2 separate regions of the Homo sapiens genome follow, and region 2 is linked to region 1. A link is a contact called in ENCODE Hi-C or POLR2A ChIA-PET data. All regions are on one chromosome and are shown on one strand. The core of a region is the stretch at or near the end of the contact, and the rest is flanking DNA. Distances in the headings are between cores, read along the strand shown.

The links. Hi-C counts contacts between places; a loop is a spot of excess contacts on that map. ChIA-PET counts read pairs that join two places held with the same protein, here RNA polymerase II (POLR2A). Pooled maps may share reads with other maps.
Region 2: a pooled map shows a loop between it and region 1 (7-fold over the local background). The contact joins two enhancer-like sites. A Hi-C loop is called at or near these places in 5 of 168 maps with a recorded cell type or tissue (B cell, CD4-positive, alpha-beta T cell, CD4-positive, alpha-beta memory T cell and 2 more), 1 of 37 single-sample maps with no recorded cell type and 11 of 50 pooled maps. POLR2A ChIA-PET finds 5 or more read pairs at or near these places in 18 of 52 experiments (A549, BJ, CD4-positive, alpha-beta T cell and 14 more).

The regions. Positions count from the first base shown.
Region 1 is chr2:30,273,259-30,276,977 of GRCh38, reverse strand. No RefSeq gene overlaps it. Among named protein-coding and RNA genes, the nearest start is that of LBH, 44 kb to the right of the region's middle. Within about 2 kb of position 2,082, at least 10 of the 41 ENCODE cell types and tissues checked have a DNase peak (open chromatin) inside an H3K27ac peak, as active enhancers do; they include PC-9, where a contact is called at or near this core.
Region 2 is chr2:30,407,513-30,411,247 of GRCh38, reverse strand. No RefSeq gene overlaps it. Among named protein-coding and RNA genes, the nearest start is that of LCLAT1, 38 kb to the left of the region's middle. RefSeq lists an enhancer at 152-1,064. Within about 2 kb of position 1,941, at least 12 of the 41 ENCODE cell types and tissues checked have a DNase peak (open chromatin) inside an H3K27ac peak, as active enhancers do; they include PC-9, where a contact is called at or near this core.

The DNA of each region.
Region 1 (3,719 bases), core at 833-3,332:
AATCCAGAGGAAGACCTTTAGAAAGGAAATCTTTCCTCATCTGATCCTGATGGGTTGCAGAATTAGCTAATGCTTTGGGAATGACTACAAATAGGACTTTCTAGTAAAATAAGAACAACTACAGATGTGGCAAACTCGATGAGACGGCGTGAGTGGTGTAAGTGTTACTACTGCAGGCTGATTGGGGAGGGGTTCACTGAGGCCTCTCCTGGGCGCCCCAGTGGGCAAACACCTAGCTTTTTTTATGACTAAACTGAACTTCCCCTAGCCTCCTTGCCTTAGACATGCAAAGCATGCTGCCAAGGGAGGAATCTGTGGCCCAAGATGATTTTGCCCAGTGTGCCAGGAGTAGCAGTCCAGCCTGATAAGGAGGCAGGTGGGGCTGGGCCTAGGGTAAGGCAAGCCAGGCACCTGGCTCATAGCATTTAAGGAGGCATTCACTCTGGGGATCATGACAGTGCAGGCTCAGTACTTGCAGGAACCTAAAAATGAAAGCCTCTTTAAATCATGTGCCCTGGGTACCTCATTCTTCATAGGATGCTCATTTTCAGGGCAGAAACCATTATGACTTTTGGGGGCCCTAGGCACTTTTGCCTTTGTAGATTCCTTCCTCTATCTAAAAAATACCTATACATACACACACAAAATTATATTTTAGAACTGCATTGATATAGAGACAAATAATTCAAGCTGGATTTGATTTCTTTTTTCTGATTATAAAATACCTTAAAACATTTTCATAGGCTCTAAAACTATCATGGGTCCTGGCACTGCTACTGCAGCTGGTAGACAAATTCACCATGGCAAGGGGTCACCCAAACCTGAGAGGGAGTCCTCCTGTTGTTTCCACACTAGGTGTTTCACTTGCCTCACCCTAGTCCCAACCCTGGGCACAGGAATCTCTAAGTTAGCAAACTTCATTGAGGGAATTCATTTCCTGCACTTTTCTGAGCTTCAAATTCTTTATGTTTAAAATGGTTATAATAAAGTAGGAGTTGTTTATCACCATATAAATAAGAAAATATAATAAAATTGGGCCAGGCACGGTGGCTCATGCCTATAATCCCAGCACTTTGGGAGGCCGAGGCGGGTGGATCATGAGGTCAGGAGATTGAGACCATCCTGGCTAACACGGTGAAACCCCATCTCTACTAAAAATACAAAAAATTAGCCGGGCATGGTGGCGGGCACCTGTAGTCCTAGCTACTTGGGAGGCTGAGGCTGGAGAATGGTGTGAACCCGGGAGGCAGAGCTTGCAGTGAGCCAAGATCGCACCACTGCACTCCAGCCTGGGCAACAGAGCGAGACTCTGTCTCAAAAAACAAAAAAAAAGAAAATATAATAAAATTACCACAAGATCCAGCAATTCCACTCATAGATATCTACTGAAAAGAATAAAAAGTAGAAACTCAGACAGATACCAGACACCAATGTGCACAGCAGCACTATTCACCACAGCCAAAAGGTGGAAATGACCCAAATGTCCATTGACAGACGAATAGACAAACACAATGTAATCTCTACATACAATGGAATATTATTCAGCCATAGGGAAGAATGAAATTCTGATACATGCCACAACATGAATAAGCCCAAACACATTACACTAAATGAAATGAACCGTACTCGAAAGTCCAAATATTGTATGATTTCACATATGTGAGTTACCTATGTTAGGCAAATTCAGAGAAACAGAAAGTAATTGAGCTTCTGTTTGGAATGATGCAAAAGTTCTGAAAATGGATAGGGGTGACAGTTGCACAAGTTGTGAATGTACTTAATGTCACCAAATTTTACACTTAAAAATAGTTAAAATGGTAAATTGTATGTATATTTTCCACAATAAAAAAAGAGAATGCCTTATCGGCATAAGCGCTTTATATAGGGTAAAAAGGCACACAGACGTAAGAAATCTTTATTGTCCCCATTGACAATTACCATATTGCTGTGGTGAATAAGTCTTCCAAAGTTCACAGACAGATTGGCAGGCATAAAACTGCTATGTAAACACAGCCTTCTCCAGCCCAGACTTGTTGCTCACCACCCACTATGGCCTGCAGATTTGATGACCAAGTTGATGAATGGACGATAGCCAAGATTCTTGAAGCTCTGGGTGGCACAGGGCGTACACTTCCTGGAAACCTGTCATTCCTTGCTGTCTGACAGCATTCTCTTTGGGGGCCAGAGATTATGGTTTTGGCCGAGACATCTAAGATAGTCCTGGTATTGGTAGCATAAGGAGTGACCCACGAGAGGCCAAGTTACCCACCAGGCCCTGACAGTGCACTTTGTACTGACGTTGGCCTGATCCAATTTCCTGGTTTGGAAAGAATGTTCTGATCTCTGAATAAACTGAAAGGGGAGCTTCATTTTGACCTGGGACAGGGACCTGTAGGTCTCAGTGTCTGAGCTACTTCTTTTTCCACTGAGCAAATCCTACTTTCAAAGATGAAGTCTTAAAAAACCACAGAAGAGGTGATGGGGTGGGGGGACCCCCGGGACCAAAGGGCCCTTTATAAACAAATTCACTCCAGGGTTTCTTCAGTAACAAGTCTGTCAGGCCGGGTGCGGTGGCTGACGCCTGTAATCCCAGCACTTTGGGAGGCCAAGGCAGGCGGATCACAAGGTCAGGAGATCGAGACCATCCTGGCTAACATGGTGAAACCCCGCCTCTACTAAAAATACAAAAAATTAGCCGGGTGAGGTGGCGCACGCCTGTAGTCCCAGCTACTCGGGAGGCTGATGCAGGAGAATGGCGTGAACCAGGGAGGCAGAGCTTGCAGTGAGCAGAGATCGCGCCATTGCCCTCCAGCCTGGGCAAGAGAGCGAGACTCCGTCTCAAAAAAAAAAAAAAAAAAAAAGTCTGTCTAGTGCTAGCTGAGTTTTGGGGATGCCCTGCCTCTCATGGGAGCCTATGGACTCCCTGGAATTTGTAAGCCTATGTTGGTATTTGCAGAGAGAAAATCCATAGTTTCCATCAGATTCTCAAAGGGAATCTTTGAGACCCCCAAACTGCTTTAAAACCACTGTTCCTGTGAATTTAAGATGTGATCATTCCTAGTTTTCAGGGGACATATAGATTGGCCAAACCAGATAATGAACCACACACATCTGGTGGCAGACAAGGTGCAGTGTTTCCGTGGGGCAGGGGTCGGGGGTTACCGCTGAACCCTCCTACCTCTTCTCCTAAATGAAGTGATTCATTTTTGAACAAACTATGACCATGAAGCTGTTGTTTCACATCTGTGCAAAAATGCTGGCCCCAAGTGACAGCAAAATCTCCTTGTTGACCATGACTCCTCCTCACTCAGCCAGATTTTGGTATGTGTGTGTAAATGACACACCCAAGTCAACAATTCAGAAAAGAGTCTGAAACAATTGCTCCTAGAAGAGACCCTCCAGGCCTTGCTGATCCCTTTAATAGCTCCTTGTGGTCTACTGTAAGCCCCCAAACAGAGTCTTGGTTGATCTGCAGAGTCTTTTGGCCAGGCTGGCAAGCAACAGGCAGATGGCAGCTCGCCGGTCCCTGCAAGGGAGGGTACGTGATGAGGAGAAGGGTCATAATGAATGGGTAATTTAAAGGCTCTGAAGAATGACTCAGACATTCCAATGGGGCTTTATTTTTTCCTTTTGTTGATGTGTGAAATGTAATTGTAGTCATTTTTTCCAGTGAGTTGATAAACAGTGATTATCCATGCAGCTTGTGAGCTGGGGTCATC
Region 2 (3,735 bases), core at 692-3,191, 130 kb before region 1:
CTGAGGGTGCAGTAAAGCATGCCAACTTCATTTTCCAACCTGGAGTTTCTTGGGCCTATAGGAAACGGATTAGAGTCTTTGAGGCTGGTACATTTGGGGACCTTGTTTGCAACGTTCCTCTAAAGTAGACCTTATAATGAATGGAAGCAAGAGAAGAGTGCCAGATTATTCTGGAATGCTGTCAATATCCTGTGTCTCTGAGACTCTACTGTTGCCCTTATGTCCAAAGCCCCATGATTAACTCAGGTACCAGTGAGGAGGAAAAAGCAGAAATGTGAACTCTCATAGTCACCTACTGCAGGCCAAGGTCTCTGTCTAGGAACTGCTATGTGTGAGTCAATTTCCTGATGATGCAGTTTTTTTCTGCTCCATACCATGCTGAGTGGAATGTCTTGTTTATCAGCCCTCCAGGACCCCCACACCTGGTACTGTGGCATCATGACGATTGTCATAGTCTATGGGAAGGTGACTTCAATCTGCTGTGTGTATAATACTGTGTGACTCCCAGTTGTCAGCCACTCAGTCATTAAGCAGAAGAAAGAATGGGAAGGCACAGAGATCAGAGGGAGAAGGACAAAGAGATACAAGGAGAGTGACAGGAAAGAAGAAAAAATGACTGAGAAACTCCTAATGCAAAGTGGGTAATGGGTTTTGAAAATAACAGGGTGAGCCAAAGAGAAAGGGACAAATGATTTAGCAGAGAGACTGGAACATATACTGGTACCTCCACCTACTGTACCCCAAGCCTTGTGTTGAACCTGGACAAACAGTCTGGCCCTTCCAGGGACTCCCAAGCACAACGAAACACAGAGCTTCAAAGGAAAGAAGAGCAGGAAGTTGGTGGGTTTCAGGTGCTTGGAAAAGAAGTAGGCTGACATCTGACTCATCCTATTCAACTGCAAGCACCCAACACACACAGAAGCTTTCAGATGAGATCATCTGGTCGTGACTTGCAAAAGACTCTGATTTGGTGGCATATGGGGCTAGGCACTTTATCAACATTTTTCTTCCAGCACAGCAAAAGGTGGGTAGAATTGCAGCTCTTTTATAATAATAAATAATGTTATGGAAAGGAAAAATGAAGTATAGAGAAGGGACAGACCTTAAAAAGGATGCTCAATAATAAGAAAAACAAACACACACACACACACACACACACACACACACACAGACAAACAGACATTGTTCTCCTTGATCCATTGAGAGGTAATATGGTAGGACAGAAAACACATGGGCTTAAACATCAGAAAGACGTAGGCCTAAGCCTGCTTTTGCCACTTACTGACCTTTAGCAGTTGGTTTAACCTCTTTGATCCTCAGTTCTTTCATCTGTACAATGGGAAAATAATACCTACTATTCAGGGTTGTTGTGACGGCTGATGATGAGATGTGCATTTGGTTAGGAGATCAGTAACTGTCAGCCAGGATTATTCTACTATCTGTTAGCTTCAAGCAGCAGTGTGAGGACTAACTTCTCCAGGCAGCTCCTCCATCTCCCCAGTTATTGTTGTTTTATGGTACTTTGGAAAGGAGTTTCAAGTTCATTTGGTTCAAGTCGTTCCTTTTGTGGTCCAGAAAGGTGGGTGGCTGATTCGACATCACAGTTGGGATGTAGATTAGTGGCAAAGCTGGGTTGGTGCACCTGGCTTCCCAGACAATACTGCTTCCTCCTTACCTGTCTGCTTCTGCTAAAATGATGACTGGACCATCTTTGTAATAAGTCTTCAGAAGAAAAAATATTGGTAAAAATAAATGAACCAGATGCCTCCCCTTTCATTACTTTGCGATCCCTTTACTCACCTGGGTTGTTGTGCAAAGCGGATAAGCTCTCCACCTTGTGGGTGCTAACACAGGGATCAGGGAGATTTCTTATCAATGTGCTGGCAGCCCCATCAAAACTTCACATGAGCTTTTTTTGCTTTCCTGGTGGAGGCAGTAGCAGTGACTTGCTGCTATGGGATGCTCTGTCCACTAGCCTTGGCTTATGGGAATCCATCCAATGACTGTGCAGGAAGTCATCTATCTAATCCCCTTTGCCAGTAAGAATGTTTAAAACTGGCCAGAACCTCAGGGACAGTTCAGCTATTAATGGAAAGTAAATCAAATCTGAGGCCCTTAAAGACCCATGTAGTATAAACTGCATTTCCATAGACCTTGAAGCACATCTAGAAAGCCTTGTGGAAAGAAAGAGGGCCTTAGTTTCATCCTAGGCTGTGACTGCTTATGTTAGTTAGGGTCAGGCCAGATAGTTGATTCATCTTTTATAGAGCCAAGAACTCTCCAGAGGTAGAAAACAGGAGGGCAGTGTATTTAAGATGAAAGGAGAAGGAAGAATCCAGCCTAGGAAGAAAGGCAGCCTGGGACCACATCCTGACCCCAATCTTGTCTCAGGGCCGGGTTCAACCTCAGGTCTTCCTTTTCCTTCAGTTGGTTGAGAGAGGAGAGAAGACCAGAAATGGGTGAAAAAGAAGGGAAGCCTTTCATCTGTCCCTTGCAAAAAGGGACTCTCTTACCATGTCCAGTTAAGACTCTCCTTCTAGAAAATGGGCATGGAGGTGCTGATTGGAGCAGAATCCATTTCTCAGATACCAGCTCACCATCAGCATCTGGGTGGAGGGAGGCGTTCATGCTGGCCAGATGTTTGTAAGGCTGTGATAGTGAAGCCAAGAACCCCTGCAGTCAGCCAATGTTCTACCCAGTCTAGGATGAGGCTGCTTTGCCCTCAGCCTGGGGAGTGCCTGGGAAAAGGCAGGTCAGATCAGAGTGGGGATGTGAGGGGACCCTTTCTAAGCCAAAGGCCCACTTCAGTTCCAGGCAAAGAGGGTCTCCCTTTCTTCTCCCCCAACAATTCCTCAGATGATTACTTCCACACCCAATTTCCTTCATGCTCACATAAGGAGCCAGGCTCAGGGTCTGCAGTTTGGGAGGAAAGCTGCCTGCTCACCCCTCCTGTTTATCCTACACACACACACACACACACACACACACACACACACACACACGCCTGCAAGATTTCCACTCTTCACTGACTGTATCAGCCCAGCCTCATCTCCTTCCACGGCAGGGCCCTTGGAACCCAGCGCTGAGCTGGTGCTACTCTAAAAATAACTGTGTCCGATGTGATGAATGGGAAGGCATTTGCTCTCCTTTTCCTGCCTCGCGTCGGGGCCTGAATCATGTTGGGAAATGACATTCTGTTAACACAAGCACTTTTGCTTCCTCCTGTGCTCTCTCACCATCCGGTGGGGGCCCTGGCCGGGACTGGCTTTCAATTTTTAAAGCCCCCTGGGGGTCCATCCAATACCCCCATCCCCTGACATTAAGGAAAGTTTTAAACAAAGAGAAATGGAGAGAAGCATCCTGTGCTTCCCTGGGGGCATGCTAAGGACTTGAGGAGGCACAGGTGGCACAGATACGACCCCACCCCTACTTCACTAGGAAAAGCTGAGCTGACTGGACATCCAGACCAGGAATGTCTCTCGAGGCCAGGAACCAGCCTCAGCTCTGCACTGGGCTCTGGGCAGCCACTTGATGAATGACTGCAGAGTGGGAAATGGGAGGGACCCAGCCAGATAACGACTCCCTGCTTCCATCTGAGAGCGGCTCTGATACCATCTGGAATCAGACTTGTGGGGGAGTGGGCCTCAGCATTTTGGGCAACATATTTTGAGGCTTCTCCTTCCAGAGAAGCAGCTGGGCTTCTCTTGACTTTGTTCTAAGTTCTGTGAAGCCAAG